2 separate regions of the Homo sapiens genome follow, and region 2 is linked to region 1. Evidence: chromatin loops called from intact Hi-C (ENCODE). Cell type or tissue: Calu3. All regions are shown on one strand. Each heading gives the region's core, and the rest is flanking DNA. Links, peaks and the distances in the headings are about the cores only. Region 1 has its middle 800 kb from the start of DIPK2A. Region 2 overlaps LOC105374140 (a long non-coding RNA gene).

The links. A loop is a pair of places that touch in the nucleus more often than their neighbours do. Peaks named below come from ENCODE experiments on the same cell type or tissue, not always from the same donor. Only the 100,000 strongest peaks of a DNase experiment are listed, where the experiment ranks them.
Region 2: it touches region 1 in a loop (2.4-fold over the local background); 2 of 110 quality-filtered maps call a loop at or near these places.

Annotation. Positions count from the first base shown.
Region 1 is chr3:144,764,769-144,776,116 of GRCh38, reverse strand. No RefSeq gene overlaps it. Among named protein-coding and RNA genes, the nearest start is that of DIPK2A, 800 kb to the right of the region's middle. In Calu3, for the core only: no CTCF peak of the experiment used is centred there; a DNase peak (open chromatin) is centred at 5,106.
Region 2 is chr3:144,291,226-144,302,573 of GRCh38, reverse strand. All of the region lies in intron 2 of LOC105374140 (a long non-coding RNA gene), which reads right to left. Among named protein-coding and RNA genes, the nearest start is that of DIPK2A, 330 kb to the right of the region's middle. In Calu3, for the core only: no CTCF peak of the experiment used is centred there; no DNase peak of the experiment used is centred there.

The DNA of each region.
Region 1 (11,348 bases), core at 1,025-9,024:
ACCTATGCCTATGTAAAATCACTTTTCTTCTAGAGTTTTAAGTTTTGTCTCTTCAGAACTCTTCTTGATTGGATGGCTCATATCGAGTTCTTACTAATTTGACATAAATTAAGCTACTGCTGTATCAAAAATTCTTCAAATGAAGCACTCTAAGAATGGAGCATTGTATATTATTGGAAGGCTGTCTAACATTGACTATACTTGGATGAAAACCAACAGTAAAAAGAAAACAATTCCCAGCTGTGTAATAGCTAAAGATTTATGTGATAAGCCAGGGAATATTTTATGAACTTTCACTTATTTTATAATTTAAGATACTTACAGTAGCAAAAAAATTCAGCTGAGCCTGGTTTTAGTAATTAAGAAGACTTAGTAGTCTAGTGGCAGGCTAAGCTCTAAGCATGCTTTGATCAGGCACCAGATTCATTTCTTGGCAGTTTTATATGTTTTGCTATTTTCTGTTTATCAGCTTTCTATTCAAGCTGGCTTCTCTTAAGAAAGCAAAGAGCTTAAGACAGTTTTATTTTTTTATCTACAACATGGATTTTAAAAAATAAGATGAAAGCACCACCCACCACCACCACCACTATTGAATGAAGTTCCTGGGCTTTATTCTGATTGGGTCAACATAGGTGATAAGCCCATCTCCTGAACCAATCAATGAGGTTGTCTATTATCTGATTGGCTTAGGTGAACCAGTGTCAGCCCAGCAACTGGATTTGGGTCAATTATCAAAATAAATGGCTCCTACACAATGCAATGAGTAAAATGGAGGATTCTGGAGACACAATCACCACATCATAAATGTGTGTGTGTGTATGTTTCAAAACTGTCATTTAATTTTATATTAATTATCTGAGTATGGTTTAGTTGTAACTGTGAAGCAGGTTCACTGTGCAAGGGTTACCAACCTGTCTGGATCCAGTGAGACTCATTACTAAGTCGCTGAAAATGTAGTAAAATATGGTGATGGGGCGGCATGCACGGTCATCACCATGTGACTCATGTAGTTGCATGTAGTTTGGTTCAGTGGACACAACATCTGTATTTGATCTCATTCAAAAGATGGCATTCACTGGCCAGATGGTGGCACCAGTCCAAACGACCAAGTCTGCTTTTAGTTTTGTAGAGCCGTTAGTAAACCATTCTGTGTCATCAACAATTATAATTCTTTGTGCCTTCATGAAACCTACTGGTCTCTTGGGGGTCCCAGTCAGGCCCCATTGTGAATGTACCATTTCCATTTAATAATTGAGCTCTGTTGAGCCTATCCAATTTTATTGATGGGGTTGTGATTAGAAGTACAGGTGGTGCTCCAGCCATCAGATCGTCTCTACCAGTGCCCAAATAATCAAGGAGTCGCCATTTAAAAGAGATATATCTGGTAGCTGCCTCAGGCAACTGTATCGTCAAAACTCAGAGGCTGGCACACCCAAGTGGCAATTTTTTGTTACTATAGTCTCCAACCAGCATCCGTGGAGGTTGCAGACACCTGTAATTCTATCAGGTTAGCATACTCTAAAGGCTTTTAAGGCAGTGCCTGGGCCACAGCTTTTTCAATGGCCTTCAAGACTTGCTGCCTCAAAGCACTCTATTCAAAGTCAGCAGCTTTGCTAGTCATTTTGTCTCAGGAGATCAAAAAAATTATCTTTTTAGAAATTCATAATTCTAGTTTTTATAGATGTACTTTTAAAATTATTTTATTTATCGGCTGGGCGCGGTGGCTCACACCTATAATCCCAGCACTTTGGGAGGCTGAGATGAGCGGATCACTTGAGGTCAGGAGTTCGAGACCAGCCTGGCCAACGTGGTGAAACCCCATCTCTACTAAAAATACAGAAAATTAGCCAGGCATGGTGGCAGGCACCTGTAATCACAGCTACTCGGGAGGCTGAGGCAGGAGAATTGCTTGAACGCAAGAGGCGGAGGTTGCAGTGAGCCTAGATTGCGCCATTGCACTCCAGCCTAGGCAAGAAGAGCCAAACTCTGTCTCAAAAAAAAAAAATAAAATTGTTTTATTTATCTGAATTGTTTCTTAAGTGTTTTGTGCTTCTAAATTAATAGCTATTATGGACTTTACAATTAATAACTCATTGGAGAAACAAGCACTTACCTGCCATTTATCAAACAAAAGTGTAACAAATTTTACTTTTCTGAATACCAACATGCTAAAAAAACAGACTCAAGTAATTGGTTCCTAAAGTCTTTTTACTGAAAATTGCTAATTTCATCAAAGTCAACTTGGAATGCTTGGGGAAAAAAGAATGAGATGTCTTCTCATCATATTAATATATTTAAACAGTGAAAAATCTAAGATTCAGGTACTTAACAATTTAATGAATCAGAATATTAGGAACCAGAAATATCTTCTTATTTATTTAAAGAAGTGGTGCCCTTTAAGTAAATAAGTGGTTGCTTATTTACAATTTTTTTTTTCTTTATTCATGCTCTGCACATTTTTGACAGAATATAAGTAGATCAATGTCGGTTTTAAACATAATGTTATGGGCTGTAACACAGCACATATTTCCACAGTGGCGTTATAATGATAGATAAGTGAGAATTAAGCAACTTGGCACCACCGCTTGCCTACAACATTAAACCATGATTCCAGTCAATCTCTGAATGTTTTGACACCGTCAGAAATATTGTAAATTATTGTCACTTATGATGAATATCCTGGTTCTATTCTTTTTTTCCAGTGAGTTACAGAGACTACCTGACTTTGACTATGTGGACTTCAGAAGTTAATCTCTGCTGGCATCTTTTCCAAAAAAAGATTACCACCATCAATTCCAATGTGATATATATTTGTATAAAGAAGATAGTTCCAACTGCAAGGAAGAACACCAAAACACTGAGTATGGAGAAGAGTGGGAGAATCATTGTCCCCTGTTCAGAGCATGAAAGACTGCCCACGGTCTGACAGGAGACCGTGTTGTTCTTCAAACGTAATTAAAGATTCTTTGAATATGTTTTCTCCTGCTCAAGTAATAACTTGTGATTTTAGTGCTGAATTGCCTTAAGGAATATATTGTTTCCAAACTTTCCAAATTCATGAATGTTAATTAAACTAACACTCTAAGGCCATTTTAAATCAAGCCTCTCTTGAAATAAGATTAAAGTCTTAGATATTTCAGTAGTTATATAAATCAGGGTATATTTAAAATTTTATTTGATCATCTGAAATTTAATAAAAATAAATGTTTTGTGAGATAGTTGATGAATGGGGAGAAATCTGACCATTCAAGTCAGCTACAAAATATCTTCATATTCTTTCAGATGAAAAAAGAAGTCCCAGAAGCCTAATTATTGACATGATATCAATTCATTAAGGTATATATTGACAGGTCTTCTCTAGAGAAAAAGACTTAGCAGGATTGATGAAGCATGTTGACACTGAAGAGAGAGATTTGGAAATAAATAAATCCACTGTGCTTTATACAAAAGCTCTTTGCTCATCTATTTTTAGCAGAAATCTTGGGAAGGTATTGTGTGTCTGTGTGCGTGCATGTACATGCATGTGTGCATGCAATTATCAAAAGACTATTCTTGGAATCTTTTGTCCAAGATAGACTGACTAAATAATCATTCATTCTACCACTCTGAACTATTTACATGACTGTTTTTCGTAAACCCAAAGTAAAATAATACAGTGATATGACATTCCATGGGAGGCAAAGTAGGCCATTAACTGCTGCTCTGGCAATTTCTGTTTAACAAGCTCCATTCGCATTATGTTTCTTATTTCTCTCTAATGAATAAAACAAACCACAACATTTCTTTCTACTTGTACTAATTTCAACAGAGTGTACAAAGTCCATACACAGTTCCATGAATACGTGAAATTAGCAAAATTTGGGGCTTACTTAGTATTAGCCAGAAGGGGAATAATTATTGATTTATTTATTGTTGGTCATTCATTCTATGCACAGTTATTGTGAACTTATTTTGTGTCCATATGTCCTAAATGTGTAGGAAATAAACTGGCTAACAGCAAAACCTTCACTTCTAAGTGGGGAATGAAGAGAATATGCTTAAAAATGCTGCACAGGAAGCGTTAGAGGCCCAGAAATTTATGCACAGGGAAAAATAAGTTTTCAAGCAGTGTTCAAACTGGGCAGCCTCTTTTTCTGAAAGCTAGAATTATATACAGTGAAAAAAAATGTTTTTATTCAGTGTAGAAACAGGAAATAGTTTTGCTATCACAAGGTGCAGATTTGTACTCTCACTTTATACCACTAACTTCACTCTTATTACAACAGCATTTTTCTCTTTCTCTTCTCTGCTCCCCTGTCATCACCACCCCTGCAGTGTGGCTCAGTGAAGTACAGACACAGAGAGAATGTAGCCAAAATGAACAGTGAAAGCTGAGCTCAGAAGAAACAGAGAGGGCATTTCTTAGGTCACAGGAAACACATTTTTTGGAACATGTATCCGAGAAAAATGAAGCTTCTTAAATTCCAGTATCTCATATATTGGAGTCATTAAGGATGAGAAAAAAAAGAGACAAAAATAGTGCTGAACAATCTCCACTTAACTAAATTCAGATGTGTGAGTAATTACGCATCAAAATAGCATTCTTTGCAATTTCTGGAGAAAACAATACAAGGAAACCACCATTTGACACACATGGGCATGAAGGATGGAAGGGTTTGGACTTTTTAAACAATTTTATAAGAGACACCATCAGGAAAGAAGTAAAAATGAAAGAGGAAGGATATTACAGAACCTTGAAGAATGTACTCCCTTCTTGCATGCCCCCCACTTCTTGGAGAAAGAGGGAAAAAATAGTGGAGGAGAAAGAACAGGGCAGTCAATAAAGTAGGAAATCAACCAGGATGATGCTATGTCTCTGACACCAAAAGAAGGCAGTTTTGATAAGGAGAGGACAATAAAGTCAGATGCAAAAGAAGGTTCAAGTACATTGAGATCTAAATAACCTCAAGGTCTAGGACTAGGCACAGAGGTCAGCTTAGAAACAATTAGATAAGTGGTAGGTCTTAGAGGGTGAATGATTAATTCAGCCACAGATTGACTAATGAATTTTCATCACAAGTACCCAAAGGAGACTTTTTCTCATAGAATATCATGTCCCTTTTAGGACAGCAGGGGTCACTAACATACACTGGTCATTCATCCTGGACAAGTAGACCCTATGAATGTTCATGATGCAGACATATTCAGATACTGCTACGACTCTGATATTTCTATAATTCTTTAATCATAATTTGAATAATGAAACATATTTGGTTTTCACAAGATGAATGATTTAGTCATTTAGTGTCTCCTAAATTTATTTATCAGAAACCACAAAAAATTGTCAAAGACAGTATATACCCTTCTTAAGTACTGCTAAGTGCTGATTAATGTGGATTGCATTACCAAGCCATTTGATCATAAGTTATGCTGCATTATATGATCCAGATCCATCCTTTTACATACCATAGCTATCTAAATATAGTACATTGCACCAGTGGGCAAACAATGATGTGAATCAAGATCAAATAGGTAATGCCTTCTCTTCATTGTCTTGGGCTACCTTTTAGATGTGCTATAATAACAAGCAGACTCTAGGCATCTGATAGACAGGACAGCTGGGCAGGCGAGTTAGCAATTCTGGCACTATCATATTGCAGGTGCAGGAATAAAATTCTCAAATACTTGAGAACAGTTGCCTATGGGCCAGCTATGAACTTGACCTCATTTCAGATAACAGCTTTTCCTTTTCACCCACAGCACAGCTGAAGTTTAGAATAGAATTTATTTAGCTCAACTTTCAAAAAGAAATTGATTCAGAGCCTACTTTCCTAAGACTCCTTTGAAGAGAAAATGCCATGAGTGTTTTTTCTTGGTGTTTAAAAGGTTTATGAAGAACAAATTATCTAGATAGTTCTTTAGTGAGTGAGAATAAAGTCCATGCTTTTGTTCCTAATATAGCCCTTGTATATTTCAGATACTTTATGTGCTTCATGGAAATTTTTGTTTGGGAATTTTTAAAATTTTGATAAGATGTAGCCCTTGCATTAATGAATGATTTTATGTCTTTGATTATACCACTCACATTTTAATAGAAGTGTATTTTGTCCTGATGGTATTTTCTACTCAGGGAATGATTACATTGAATAATTTTACCTCGAGGTAATACAAAATTTTATTGAGTGGTTACCTTTCCAAAATTAGAAATAAAATAATAAAACATTAACTATATATTTGAGAAACCTGAATAAATTGTCACTTAACTCTGAAGAATAGAAGTTCCTTAAAAATATTTTACCCCAAAGTAGGGCAAATGAGTATTCAATGATTATTAAACCAAAGACTTTACATAATTTACAGAATAAAAATAGTCAGACTAGTATGAGCTACTCAGTCCAGTTCCTGATTAAACTGTATTAAATGGGGATGGCAATAGGAAAACTGATGGCTTTTAAAACACGCCATGACTACCATGACACTGTGGAATGAAAGTAATGTTCCATTAACAGGCATTTTCACTATCCTGTATCTTGTCTTTCCCAACCCTTAGTAAAGTACACAAAGAACACTGACTATTTTAGATAAGAGAGCCCTCAACATCTTACTTTTTATTTCTAATTGGCATAACATCCCTTCTTTATGCACTTGCTAAAACCTATGTCTATATACATACACAGTGAGCCCATCTTACTTGACACCCCCACAAAACACACTTGTACCTTGTATCACTACACATGAATGTCTCATACTGGGTCTAATCATGTTCAAAGTATAAGTCTTTAAGTTAGGAAAAATTAATCCAGCAAATATTTTTAGTCCCAAACTTGTGCAAAGAACTGGGCAAGGATTTGTTTATGTCACTAAGGAATAACTAAGCATAATCCTTGCTTTTAAAGAGATGTTCAGCCAAAAAGAATGTGACACGGGTGCAGGTTATATATCAAGTACAAACTGTTTAAAGAAGGAATGGGATGGGGTTAGGGAAGATCACGATTCTGAGATGTCATAATAAAGAATTTCCATGTGACTTGGCTCTGAGTGGCTGGATAGTACTGCCAGACAGGAGTTGACATCGAGGTGAAGGGATAATCATTTCAAGGACAGAAAACAATATGATCAAAACTATGAAATTAGAAAAGAGTAGGAAACCAATATGTATAAAAATAGGGGAGCATTTGTGATTGGGAGTCTCTACTTCTGATATTTTTCTCTGCATCCTATTCATTCTTCAAAACTTTGCTTATAAATACCTCCTCAAAGAAAGACACCACCAAGCCAGACAAATATTTCTATCATATTTCTGTTGTACATGGTATCATATTACAGTCTACCTGAGAACATATTTTATTAAGTAATTAAGTTGCAAATATCAAAAGGACAAAGGTTGTTACTTAAATCATCCCTTTTCACCCATAGCACATGAACCTATAATCAGTATCATGAACCTATAATCCAGTGCATGGTACTTTGCAAATATTTGTTGAACAAATAAATCATTGAATGCTCAAATAGTTAATATTAGGATGCATTTTCATGTGCACCCTCCCATTTAGTTTTAGCATTTTTTGAGAGGTGTAAGATAGGTTTTGTATGTCATATTCAATCTTTTGGAAAACACTTTGTTCAAAATAAGTCTCTGCTCTCAAAGATAAAACAATTATTCTACATCCAAACAAAATGGCTTGTATAAGCATGGTTGTTCATAGTTTCGTGTATCAATGAAAAAAAAAACACTGACCTTCATATTGGAAATTTTACTTCTAAATCACAATGCTCCATATTGAGGCCATGTTAGAGTTTTCTTATGCATCTATTCTGCATCTGAAATTCTGAATGTCGAAACACCTCTTTTACTCAATACCACCTATAAGACTATAATAACAGTAACTGATGTCAAGAGTAACAAAAGTGAGGACACAATGTCTTGAAAATATATGTGTACTTAGAATTGTATGTAAAAGTGCTAACAGCAAATTTCTTCTTTGCCTAGCTGTATACAACCCTTTCTTTCTCAAGTCTAAACATAGTTAAATTTTCTATAATGTCAATGCCTTTTACTCTTAACTGCAAGGATTAGGGACATTGTTTCTCCTTAGAGTTAGAGCGACTCAAACCTCACTGATGACTCAACCCCCTAAATTTTACTTATTTTTTTGCCTTTTTTAATCTTGCCCATTTTGCTTTAATTTTTAATTATATAAGATAGTTTACTAATGTACCCTAATATTGAAGTATTTAACCAATATGGAAATAGTAAATTTTCTTTTTAATAACTACTTTATTCCAATTTAGTCTCTTCTATAGATATTAATACAAACATTAATGTATTTTTTCTGTGTATCAACCCAGATTTAAAAAAAATGTTTTACATGTCTACATAGTACCCATAGAAAATACGTTTATGTGTGTTACTGTGTTTTTCACTGATGATGTCACACTGTAGATGTCAATCCACCTTTGATTGTTTTTTATTTAACATCTTAGAGCTCTTCATATCAGTACACAAAGATCTATCATTTTTCTTTTTATACCTGCTTAGTACTCCACAGTGTGGCTATGCCATACTTGGCATACCATTCCTGTATAATAGATATTCCCATTATTTTGATGAATGATTGATTAAATTATATGTTCACATGCCAGATTATCATTTGAAATCTTTACTTATTTATAATCCCACTTGACAGTATATGAAAATATATTTACCTTCCACCTAACCCACATTTGATCTGATGCATCTTTTTAACATTTTCTAATGTTATCACCTGACATATTGTTTTTTAAATTTTTGTTTTCCTGATTACTAGTAAATTCAAGAATCTTTACATATTGTATATTCTTTTTATATAGTCTTAAGTTTTACACCTTTGTTTACATTGCCAGTTTTTCTATATTTTTTTATTTCTTATAAATCAACAGCAGTATTTTATACATTCAGATATTAATTTTTTCTTGTAAGTATTACAACTATCTTCTCACATACTTCTATGTCCTTTGATATTTATGGAGTATTTTATCCTATCATTTTCAAAAATGATGCAATGAAAATAATATTTTTTCATTTTGCATTGGTATTTCATATTTAAGAAGGCTCTAAAAGTCCTGAGGCCTACTCCCAGTTCTGTAGTCTTAATGATTTTTTAAATGTTTAGGATTTATTCAGTTTGAAATTTATTTTTTAAAATATGTTCAATTAATGATCTAATCTCATTTTTCTTAAAAGATAATTTACTACAAATGACCTTATAATTAAGTGTCTTCAGTGTAGAAAGTTGATATGAAATATCCCTCATTGTAGCAATTTGGTTTTTGCCTTGAGTTCTATTTTGGATGATAGTTAACTGTTGTCTATTCCACACACACACACACACACACACACACACACACACAGACACTCTCTCTCTCACAATCCCTCTCCTTTCCCTTCCCAAACTTCCTATGTAAAAAATTTTTGTTGTGTTTAACATGTCTTTGGAAACAACAGTGATGGTTTTCACTGTTCTAGGAAGCTAACAATAGGTTGTCATTCTAATATTCATCTGCTCAGACTTAGTCTTTCATTTTATACTATGTGTTATACTAATAAGCAGATTAAGTTTTCCAAATTTTAACACAAAACTTAGACCCACATTTTCTCTCTATCCTAGAGTTACCTCCCCAAAATAAGATGAGAATATTGGTGCTCGTTTACCTGTATTCTCCTTCTTCTCAAATGTTCTAAACCGCGCTCAGCTCCAGAAACCACCTTATTATTTAGATCTTCTGGTATTTTACTTTAAGATTGCTATTAAATTTCAATTTGTTAATATAATAAATAAAAGTATGCTTTAGAATAGTTATTTTTAAATGAAACTTAAGAGGGTTTATACAGAATTACTTCTTCTATACTTATACCACACAGGGAACTGGTTTTGTTTTTTCATTTTGTTAAAATATGTCCTTTAGAAAAAGTGAGGGGTAACATTTTTTCTCAGAAATTTTGCTATGTTTCATCTAGTATTAACAATGAGATGTATGATGTCAATCTAATTTTCATATATATATCTCATATCTTATGATATATATATGAGATATATATATATTATATATATATATATATATATACACATAAAACATTCACTCCTAAACCCTTCCAATAGGGTAAGGATTGAATAAATAAATAAATATATATATATATATATATATATTCTCATCTTATTTTGGAGAGGTAACTCTAGGATAGAGAGAAAATGTGTGTCTAAGTTTTGTGTTAAAATTTTGGAAAACTTAACCTGCTTATTAGTATAACACATAGTATAAAATGAAAGACTAAGTCTGAGCAGATGAATATTAGAAAGACAACCTATTGTTAGCTTCCTAGAACAGAACCCCTTCACTGGAAGGGGTTAGAAGGGAATGTTTAATACTTAATACTCTAAAATTTGCTCCAATCTATGTCCAGAGGTGAACCTCTTTTAAATTTATTCTATTCAGTGCTTTGTAGACCCTTTCAATCTAAGAATGTTGGCTTTTTCTCAGAGTTTAAGAGGTTGTTATTATTATTTTTTAATGTTTCCCTCTTCATTCTTTTGGTTATTTTAAGTACCTTCTCTTTGAGAAATAATGATTCCTATCTATTATTCTGTGATTTAAATTTCCTTTCATTTTTCTCATCTCAACTCACTATTTCAGCTTACTAATTTGTTCCTAAGCTCTTTCTTTTACAAATCCTTTGAGCTTTTAAAACCAGGCTGCATAATGTTTTATCATGCTTCATGTTTGCCTCATTCCAGCAGGTTGGTATATTTTAGTGACTAGCTTCTCCAAGCGTGTCACACCCTGCTGTCAATAACTAAATCATTACACTACTGAATTCTGTTGCACAAACTTGAATTTTTTTATTGCACTACCCTGTTTTCCTATGAGAACAGCATATACAGAGTCTAAAAGGAAAGCGAGACAATCATGTTCACATTACATGAATTATATCTCATATTCAAATTTTAATCCCATTCAGCTCAATGATGACCCTTTGATAAATCTAGATGGTTGAGCGAATTTTTCAGAGATGTGCGGAAAGAGAGTGTGTGAAAAAAGTGTCATGAAATTCAAAATGCAGGTGACAGCAAGTGACAGAAATTGGAAAGAATATTTGATTGTACTTGAGCTAATGGTGATATTGATTTCATGCTCCGATAGACCCTAAAGAACAAGGCAGTGTAATGGTATTTTATTTCCATTTAACATTATAGGTATCATACAAGTCAAGGTACTTTTGCTTTTAATGCTTTATTTTAAAGAAAGGTGAATTAAAGATTCAGAAAAAAATCACACACATAAATCATTTTTGTTTGAAGTGCATGATTGCTTCTCCAAAGAAGTGCTATATA
Region 2 (11,348 bases), core at 1,631-9,630, 470 kb after region 1:
GACATAAGATATGGGAGAGGCTGGGGTGGAATGATATGGTTTGGCTGTGTCCCCACCCAAATCTTATCTTGAATCCCCACATGTTGTAGGAGGGACCCAGTGAGAGGTAATTGAATCATGCGGATAAGTCATTCCCATGCTGTTCTCATGATAGTGAATAAGTCTCACAAGATCTGATGGTTTTATAAAGAGGAGTTCCCCTGCACAAGCTCTCTCTCTCTCTTCACATGCTGCCATCCATGTAAGACATGACTTTCCCCTCCTTGACTTTCACCATGATTGTGAGGCTTCCCCAACCACATGGAACTGTAAGTCCACTAAATCTCTTTCTTTTATGAATTTCCCAGTCTTGGGTATGTTGTTATCAGCAGCATGAAATCGGACTAATACAGGGTGCTACTGAGATGCATGCCCATTTGGGACACTGGGACCAACTGGTCAGGTCCCAGACCAGCTTTCTCACACAGCCAAGGTACTGTCCTTAGGTCTCTCTCAGGTCTATATGAGCTAAAAAGCCATGTCAACCTCAGAATCCCCAGAGACTCATGTCACTCCTGGGCTTAAAGCCTCCTCTAGCTCTGAGACAGCTGTAGTGGTCACAAACTCAGGGAACATAACAGCTAGTCTGCTTAGAATCTCTAGAAGGTCCTCTGAAGAAGGACAGGCACAAACAAAGCTAGACTGTGAAGACTGGAATAAATACCTAATTGATCAATGCACAAACAACACTACATATCCAAAAGCATCATGAACATTCAGAGAAATATGACCTTACCAAATGGACAGAATAAGCCTTCAGAGGCTGACTATAAAGTGATGGAGATGTGTAATCTATCAGACAAAAATTCAAAATAGCTGTTTTAAAGAAGCTCAACAAATTTCAAGAAAACATACAGAAAGAATTCTGAAACTTGGAGAAATTTAACACATCAAAATAATAATAATAAGTCCTGGACCTGAAATATTTGATGAATGAAATGAAAAATGTGAGAGAGCATTAACAGCAGAGCTGATCAAACAGAAGTTAGAATAAGTGAGCTTGAAGACAAACTGTTAGAAAATAAGAGAAAAAATAAAGAAACAAAAAGCCTATGGGATCTACAAAACAACATCAAAAGAGAAAATATATGGGTTATTGGAGTTCAAGAGAGATTTCAGCCATAGTGGCATGCATATGTAATGACAGCTACTCATGAGGCTGAGGTAAATGAATCACTTGAACCCAGGAATTTAAGGCCAGATTAGGCAACACAGTAAGACCTGTCTCCAAAAATAAAGAGAAGAGAGTTCAGAAAAACAAAGGTGTACGAAACTAATTCAAAGAAACAATAACAGAAACTTCCTTCAAACAAAGAGAAAGATATAAATTCTTAAGTACAGGAAGGTTAAACTTTTTAAACAAAGGTTTAAAAAAATAAACAAATTCAACCCAAATAAGACTACCTGATCACAGATTGCAATGAATTGCTCAAAGGTCAAAGACAAAGGATTCTGAAAGCAGTGAGAGAAAAGAAGCAAATAACATATAAGGGACTTCCATACTCCTGGCAGCAGACTTCTCAGAAGAAACACTGCAGGCAAGAGGGAGTGGGAGAATATATTCAGCATACTGAATGGGAAGAAAAAGACAAAAATACTGCCAATTAAGAATGTTGTACCTAAAAAAGCTGTCCTCTGGAGATAAAAGCAAGTTCAATACTTTCCCAAGGAGACAGAAGCAGATGAAATTAATTTCAACAAGACTTGTCCTACAAGGAATGCTAAAGGAAGTTTTTCAAACTAATGAAAAGAAAAAGATTCTAATATGTAACAGGGAAACATCCGAAAGTTAAAAACTCATTGGGAAAATAGGTACACAAACAAGTTATACTTAATTTAATACTCTAATACTGTAATTGTACTGCATAAACCACTTATATCTTAGTATGAACCCTAACAGGCAAAACTATTAGATACAATTATATTAACTCGTTAATGGATAGCCAATATGAAAAGATGTAAAATGTGACATCAAATATACAAAATGAAGTGGAATGGAGTTAAAGTGTAGAATTTTTATCTTTTCTTGTGTAATGAAAGTTAGGTCATTACCAAATTAAAATAACTTATTTTAACTATAAGGTCTTTTTGTAATCCCCGTGGTAACTACAAGGCAAAAGTTATAATAAATCCACTAAAAGTAAAAAGCAATAAATCAAAACATACTATTGGAGAATCACTTAGCCACAAAGACGGTGAAAGAGAGAAAGACACAAAGAAAGAAAGAAACAAAGAAAGAAAGAAAGAGAAAGAGAGAGAGAAGGAAGGAAGGAAAGGAAGGAAAGAAAAGATCTAAAAAACAAGTCACAAAATGACAGGAATAAATTTTTACCCAAAAATAATTACCTTGAATGTAAATGGATTAAATTGTCCAGTAAAATTCATAAAATGGCTGAATGAAAAAAAAGAAAAGCAAGATGCAACTATATGCTGTCTACAAGAAACTCACTTCACCTGTAAAAACAAAATTAGACCAAGTGAGGACGTCTAAAAACTGTTAGAAGAGTCAAAGAAGGCCATAATATAATAATTAAGGAGGTAATACAGCAAGAAGGTATAACAATTATATATGTACTCAACACTGGAGCACCTAAACATATAAAGCAAATAGAAATAGACCTAAAGGGAGAGATAGACTGCGATATTATAATCGTAAGTGATTTTAACATCCCACTTTCAGCAACATACAGATCATCCAAATAGAAAATCAACAAAGAAACATTGGAGTTAAACTGCACTCTGGATCAAATGGTCCTAACAGTTACCTACAGAAAAGTCTTTTCAACATCTGAAGAATACACTTTTTTTTTCAACAGCACAGGGAACATTCTTCAGGACAGACCATATGTGAGGCTACAAAACAAGTTGTAACAAATTTTTAAAATCAAAATTATATCAAGTACGTTTTCTGACAATGGCCTAAAATTAGAAATCAATAATAAAAGAAACTTTGTAAACTGTAAAAATACATATAAATTAAGCAACATGCTTTGAAACAACAAATAGGCCATTAAAAAAAAAGAGAAGAAAAGTTTTAAATATTTTAAATATCTCAAGACAAGTAAAAATGGAAATACAACATACCAAAACCTATGGGATACAGCATAAGCAGTTCTAAGGGAAAAGTTTATGGCAATAAATGGCTAAATTTAAAAAAAAGAAGTAGAAAGAGCTCAAATAAACAGCCTAATGTTGAACCTAAGGAAATAAGCAATATAAAATAGTAAAATAGAAATAGTAAAAGTAAAGAAATAATGTTCAGAGCAGAAATAAATAAAATAAAGACTACAATAATACAAAAAAGATATAACAAAAAGTTGGGTTTAACAAAATCATCAGACATTTAGCCAGATTAAGAAAAAATGAGAAGACTCAAATAAAATCAAAGATTAAAATGGAAACATTACAACTGATACCACAGAAATATTAAGAATCACTAAAGACTATTTGTAACAACTATATACAAACAAACTGAAAAACCTATGAGAAATAAATTCCTGTAAACATACAACCACCAGATTCATACTTCTTGAATCATGAAGAAAAACAAAACCTGAAAGGATCAATAAAAAGCAATAAGATTAAGTAATGAAACATCTCCTATCAAAGAAAAACCCAGGATCTCGATGATTGAATTTTAGAAAACATTTAAAGAATAACTAACATCAATTTTTATTGAATTATTCCAAAAATTAAGGTGGAGGGAATTCTTCTAAACTCATTATATGTGGCCAGCATTACCCTGATACCAAAAGCAGAATAAAACATAGAAGATGAAAAATACTGGCCAATATGCCTGATAAACATAGGTGCAAAAATCCTCAACAAAATACTAGAAAACCGAATCCAACAGCTCATCAGAAAAGATTGTTTACCATGATCAAGTGGGGTTCATCCTGGGGATATAAGGATGGTTGAACACATGCAAATCAATGAACATGATACATCACATCAATGGAGTGAAGGACAAAAACCTATCTCAATACACAGAAATAAAAATATTTGATAAAATTTAATATCCCTTCATGCTAGAAACTCTCAACAAATTATGTATAAAAGAAACACATCTCAACACAGTAAAGGAGATATTTGACAAACTCACAGTTCAATACTGAATGGGGAAAAGTTGAAAAAGACAAGGATGGCCACTTTCACCAATGTTATTTAACATAGTACTGGAGGTCCTAGTCAATTAGGCAAGAGAAAGAAATAAGGAGCATCTAAACTGGAAACACAAAAGTCAAATTTTCCCTATTGTCAGACAACATGATCTTATATATGGAAAACCTAATAGACTATAAAAACTTATTTGAATAAATGAATTTCGTAAATTTTCAGAATACAAAAATCAACACACAAATCAGTAGCATTTCTATATGCCAATAATAGTGAACTATCTGAACTAGAAATTAAGAAAGCAATGCCATTTACAATAGCTATCAAAAAAATAAAATACTTAGGAATATACTTTACCAGAAGGTGAAAATCTTTACAATACAAAATACAAAACACTGATAAAATAAATTGAAGAGGATACAAACAAGTTGAAAGATATCCTATGTTCATGTATTGGAAGAATTAATATCGTTAAAATGTTCATAATTCCCAAAGTGATCTACAGATTCAGTGCAATCCCTATCAAAATACCAATATCAAAAGTAGAAAAAAATCCTAAAATTTGTGTGGAATCACAAAATACCCTGAATTGCTAATGCAATCTTTAATAAAAAGAACAAAGCTAGAGGCTTCTCACTACCTGACTTCAAAATATAGTACACAAAGCAATAGTAACCAAAACAGCATGTTACTGGCATAAAAAACACACATGTGGACCAACAGGTGGAATAGAGAGCCTGTAAATAAATCTAGGCATTTACAGCTAATTGATCTTTGACAACGGGGTGAAGAACACACAATGAGAAAGTTTCTTCAATAAATGATGCTGAGATGGCTGGATAGCTATATGTAGACAAATAAAATTTGACCCTTATATAACACCATATACAAAAATCAACTCAAAATGTGTTAAAAACTTAACTGATGCTGAGATGACTGGATAGCTATATGTAAGTCCTGTAACTGTAAAACTACTAGAAGAAAACAGGGGAAAAGATTCTTGACATTGTTCTGGGTAATGATTTTTGGGGGTATGTCTCCAAACACATTGGCAACAAAAATAAAACTTAAAAAATGGGATTGCTTCAAACAAAAACAATTCTGCACAGCAAAGGAAATAATAAACAGAATGAAGAGACAACCTACAGAGTAAGAGAAAATATTTGCAAGTCAAACATCTGATAAGGAGTTAATATCCAAAATATACAAATAATGCAAACAACTCAATGATAAGAAAACAAATAATCTGATTTAAAAATGGGCAAAGAATCTAAAGACAAATTTCTCAAAAGACAAAGAGCCAACAGGTATATGAAAAAATGCCCAAGATCATTAGTAATTAGGGAAATACAATTTAAAACCACAATGAATTTTCATTTCACACCTGTTAAAATAGCAACTATCAATATGACAAAAAGTAACAAGTTTGGCAAGGAGATGGAGAAAAGAAAGCCCTTATATATTGCATATATTGCTGGTGAGAATGTAAATTAGAATAACCATTATGGAAAACAGTGTGAATGTTTTTGAAAAAATTAAAAATGAAACTATCATAAGACCTAACAATCTCATTTCTGAGTATATTTCCACTGAAAATAAAGTGAGTATATAAAGGGTATCTGCACTTCCAGATTCCTTGCAGCATTTATGGTAGCCAATATTTGGAATCAAATACACACACACACACACATACACAAACACATACACATACACATACACAAGGAGTCTTCAAAAAGTTCATGAAAAATGTATATTATGAAAAAACTATACATGGACTTCAAAATTGTTTGCATCAAAATATTTTTGCACCAAAATAAACTTGTATTAACATGTTTTTATTTTTCTATTTTCATTTCTTTGAGACTAAGTCTCTCTCACTGTCATCCGGGCTGCAGTACAGTGGCATGATCACGGCTCACTGCAGCCTAAACTATCCAGGTTCAGGTGATCCTCCCACCTCGGCCTCCCAAGTAGCTAGGACTACATACATGCACTACCAGGCCTGGCTTATTTTTGTATTTTTTTATAGACATGGGGTTTAGCAATGTTACCCAGGCTGGTCTCGGACTCCTGGGCTCAAGTGATCCACCCACCTTGGTCCTACAAAGTGCTGGGATTACTGGTGTGAACCACCGCACCCAGCTAATATTACCATATTATAACAGGATCTAGTTTGGAGTACTAACAAGAATAAGACATCAATTTGAAAAAAGCTCTTATCAGAACATTATGAATTTTACTAAAGTTGAAGTAAGAGAAATCACCAAATTTATAGTGAATCTTGGGTGGAAGAATGGTGAAATCACTGATGCTTTACAAAAAGTTTATGGGGAAAATGACTGAAAGAAATTAGTAGCTTACAAATGGATAGCTTGATTTAAGAAAAAAAAAAATGAGATGATGTCAAAAATGAAGACTGCAGTGGCAGACCAATTAGGAATACAACATAGTTTTAATCATACAAATGGGCCAAAGGCAAGTAGATATTACTCTTTTCTTGCAATGGGTGACAGTTTGGTTGGACACTGAACTGAGCCCCAAATTTTCTGCCAGTTAGAACACAAAGAATAACATGTTGAACCACATTCTTTTCATTATCTAACAAACAAAAGTACACAGATTTGTCTCTACAGTCTTTGTTACTTCCTGGAACTAAACTCAAGCAGGAATTTATGACATGAAAACACGCAGAAGGCACATCAGAACACATCGCTTCAATTATGTGATTAGAAAACACAAAAATTCCATTCAGACCACCCTTTATAAAAACAGCAAGCATAAGGTTAAAGCAAAATTTAACGAAAGCAGTTGGTTGGGGAAAATAAGACAAGGGGGTCTAAAGACTGACATTCACAGGATCTGAATTAAGATAGGGGATCATTTTAAATAGTGAGATATTGAACTTATCAGTTAGATTCTTTCAAATGTCAGATTCCTTAGGTTACACTGGCAGAGGCTAAATTTTTGTCAGTTCATGATTAAATCTCACAAGAAACTGCAGTATAAATATTCTGAGTTGTCAGTTAAAATGAAACTTCCTTGCTTTAGTTATTAGTCAGGACCTGTCACTTTTGTCAACCACATTTGTTCTCATCACAAACAAGTGGTCTTACTGCAGGAAAGATGCCAGCCTAAGAAAACTGTTTTTCTTATGATTGGCCCTGTACAGGTTCTCAGAGAAGACTCTATCATCTATAACTTCTAATGTAGGGAAAAAGAATGTACTCTAAAAGAATTGTCTTTGAAGCATAAATTATTTGTGTTTGATTTTTTTTGTGTGTGATTGGTTATTCTTATCCATAGAAGGGCTTTAATGTAATGTCTCTTAAAGTTGAAATATTAAAAATTTTACCTTTTAATATTTATAATTATGTGAGAACATTTGACCTCACCAAAATATGTTACGATACTGATTCTGAGTAGATGATAAATAGGTCATATTTACCCTCTCTAAGTAGAGGGTAAATAGGTCATATTTCCCCTCTCTAAGTAGAAGGTAAATAGGTCATATTTCTCTGACTGTCTATTGAAAATATTTTTAGTGGAACCAAAATTTGAATTCACACAAACCAGTAATACTGAGAATTGACACATTGTCACTGAGAAGTGACAGAATGGAAAGGTGGCCTGTGTGGGAAGAACAAAACCACTGTTTTATTAGGATCACAACTTTTTCGAGAAGGATAAAGGGGCATTACTTTATTTTACAAGGTTCCCAGATCCCAGTTAGCCTTGTATCTGTTTAATTTTGATGAATTATTAAGCAAACATTTTTAAGTGAATTAATTATTAAAAACTATTCATTTTCATTTAGCCATAAATGTAAAATTGTCATTAAAATTTTTGGGTCATTTTAACTATTTTAAGCTGTACTTTCTTTAATGCTGCTTACTATCTTAAAAACAAATCAATAAATGTCTCCATTTTAATGTAAAAAAGATTAAATATTAATAATAACACCAACCCAAAGACATCATTAGCATAAGTGAGCTGAAAAATGCACCCTTATATAACTACCTAAGCTCTACCTATTAGTTGGGTTAATCTTGATTAAATATTGATGAGTATACAACAGATTATTTCAACTTATATTAATATTTAATTGATGCTGAGTTTTTTCTTTATGTAAAAATTAGCTGTAATCTTTCTTTTAAGATCTTTTCTGATAAAAATAGTAAAATGAATAATCTAGAACTATGAGAATGTTTTCATTTTGTATACAATATAATAGAACCTGCACCAAGAACTCCTAACAAGTGCCCAAATACAATAGCTATCCACTAAACATGAATGAAATGAACAGTATTGTGATAAAGTTTGTCTACATTTTACTTAAGGAATATATCTGTTAGATTTCCACTCTGGCCACAAGGTAGTAATTCAAATCAGCTTGCTTCCCACCAAAACCAACTAAAAATTTAGACAAAATTATACCAAATAATCCTACAGATATTAGAAAACATACAAGGTAGGAATGTTATTCCTGAGAGAAGAAAAAAGAATGAGGTTTTTGCCTGGTGGCACTTTCTGACTGCAGTTCAGAGAGGGGTTATTCCAAATGAAGCACAGTAGGCTTTTCCAGTTCATGGTAAATACAAAGTCTAATAGCTGAATCACTATTTCATGCCAACAGTTAAATTTTTAACTTTTAATATAATCTAATGGGAATCTAAATTCTTCAGATGATGTGTTGTGGCAGAAGAATTTGAACTTGGTAAGACTTTCAAATACAAATAAGTTTACAAGTAGAAAATCTATTAGAGACAACAAATCATTTTTTAAAATAAAGCAATTGATCAGTTCAGCACAAATAGAAATAACATTTTAAAATTCTCAAATAAATCTTTTATTTTAACAAACTGGACATCAAGAACTTAGCAAAGTGGAAATAGAAAGTAATTATGGAGCATGATAAAGAACATCTAAACCCACTAGTTAATAGTATACCAATAATAAAGCACTAGAGGTCTTCTCATTAAAAGCAATAATAAAATACAAATGCTTCTATCACATTTGTTACTTAATGTTATTCTAGGATGAATAAGATGTCTGATGATAGGAAATTGGTTAAAAATGCATGTATTTGTATATATATGAAATAACTATCTAAAATTGTGTTTTAAATAATTAAAAAGGAAATATCTGCATGACTTTTTAATATTTCACGATATTCCATTTTAAAAATGCAATATCATGTATCTTATTGTTCTATTGTTCAGCATTTCTAGAACATAAAAGGTTAAGGATAAAAAATAAAATACAGAAAATTTTAACAGTGATTATTTCTTAGTATGTTTTTCAAAATAAGCATAAATTATTTTTATGATTACATGATTACATTTTATTTTTAAAAAGAAAAATACCTACATCTGTGTAAATACTCATATAAAAATATAAAATATAGAAGACTATGCAACAAATTGTTAATATTGGTTATATTTTGAGTTGGTGGCATGGAAGTGTATGGATGGGAACAGAGATCTCTACATTATTTGAATTGTCATAGGAACATGTGAAAAACATGATAAAATAAATTCATTCAAAGAACTATCATAAATAAAATAGAAGAGAAATAATGACACACCATTTGCAAAATATGATGTACTGCATTTTTAAGCTGTAGTTAGCAGAGATAATAATAAAGATGCAATATGCGAACAAAACTATAAAAATGGCAAAATCAATATCACACTGAATGGTCAAATGCTGGAAGCATTCCCCTTGAAAACTGGCAGAAGACAAGGATGTACTCTCCCATCACTTCTGTTCAACAAAGTGTTGGAAGTTCTGGCCAGGGCAATCAGGCAAGAGAAAAAAATCAAGGGTATTCAAATAGGAAAGAGGAAGTAAAATTATCTTTGTTTGCAGGTGACATAATACTATATCTAGTAAACCCCATCACCTCAGCCCAAAAGCTTCTTAAGCTTAAGCAATTTCAGCAAAGGCTCAGTATATAAAATTAATGTGCAAAAATTGCTAGCATTCCTATACACCAACAACAGGTAAGCAGAGAGCCAAATCTTCACATTTGACATAAAAATAGTTAAAAAAAAAAAAAAACCTAGCAATACAGCTAACAAGGGAAGTGAAGGACCTCTTCAAGGAGAACTACAAACCACTGCTCAAAAAAATCAGAGCAGACACCAACAAATGAAAAAACATTCCATGCTCCAGGATAGGAAGAATCAATACCATGAAAATGGCCATACTGCCCAAAGTGGTTTATAGATTAATTGCTATTCCCATTAAATTACCATTGACATTCTTCACAGAATTAGAAAAAACTATTTTAAAATTTATATGAACCAAAAAAGAGCCCTAATAGCCAAGACAATTCTAAGCAAAAAGAACAAAGCTAGAGGCATCATGCTACATGACTTCAAACTATACTCCAAAGCTACAGTAACCTAAACAGCATGGTCCTGGTACATAGTACATGGTACATGATACAGAGACACATAGACCAATGGAACAGAATACAGAACTCAGAAATAAGACCACACACTTGCAACCATCTGATCTTCGACAAACTGACAAAACAACCAATGGAGAAAGGACCCTCTATTTAATAAACGGTGCTGCAAGACCTGGCTAGCCATATGCATAAAATTGAAACTGGACCCCTTCCTTATGACTTATACAAAAATTAACTCAAGATGGATTGAAGACTTAAATGTAAAACCCAAAGCTATAAAAACCCTTGAAGAAAATCTAGATAATACCATTAAGGACATAGGCATGGACAAAGATTTCATGACAAAAACGCCAAAAGCAATTTCAGCAAAAGCCAAAATTGACAAATGGGATCCAATTAAACTAAAGAGTTTCTGCACAGCAAAAGAAACTATCATCAGAGTGAACACACAACCTACAGAATGGGAGAAACTTTTTGCAATCTATCCATCTGACAACGGTCTAATATCAAGAGTCTACAAGGAACTTAAACAAATTTACAAGCAAAAAACAAACAAGCCCATTAAAAATGGGCAAAGGATATGAGCAGACACTTCTCAAAAGAAGACATTTATGTGACCAACAAACATATGAAAAAAAGCTCAACATCACTGATCGTTAGAGAAATGCAAATCAAAACCACAATGAGATATCATCTCATGCCAGTCAGAATAGCTACTATTAAAAAGTCAGCAAACAACAGATGCTGGCAAAGTTGCAGAGAAAAAGGAACGTTTCTA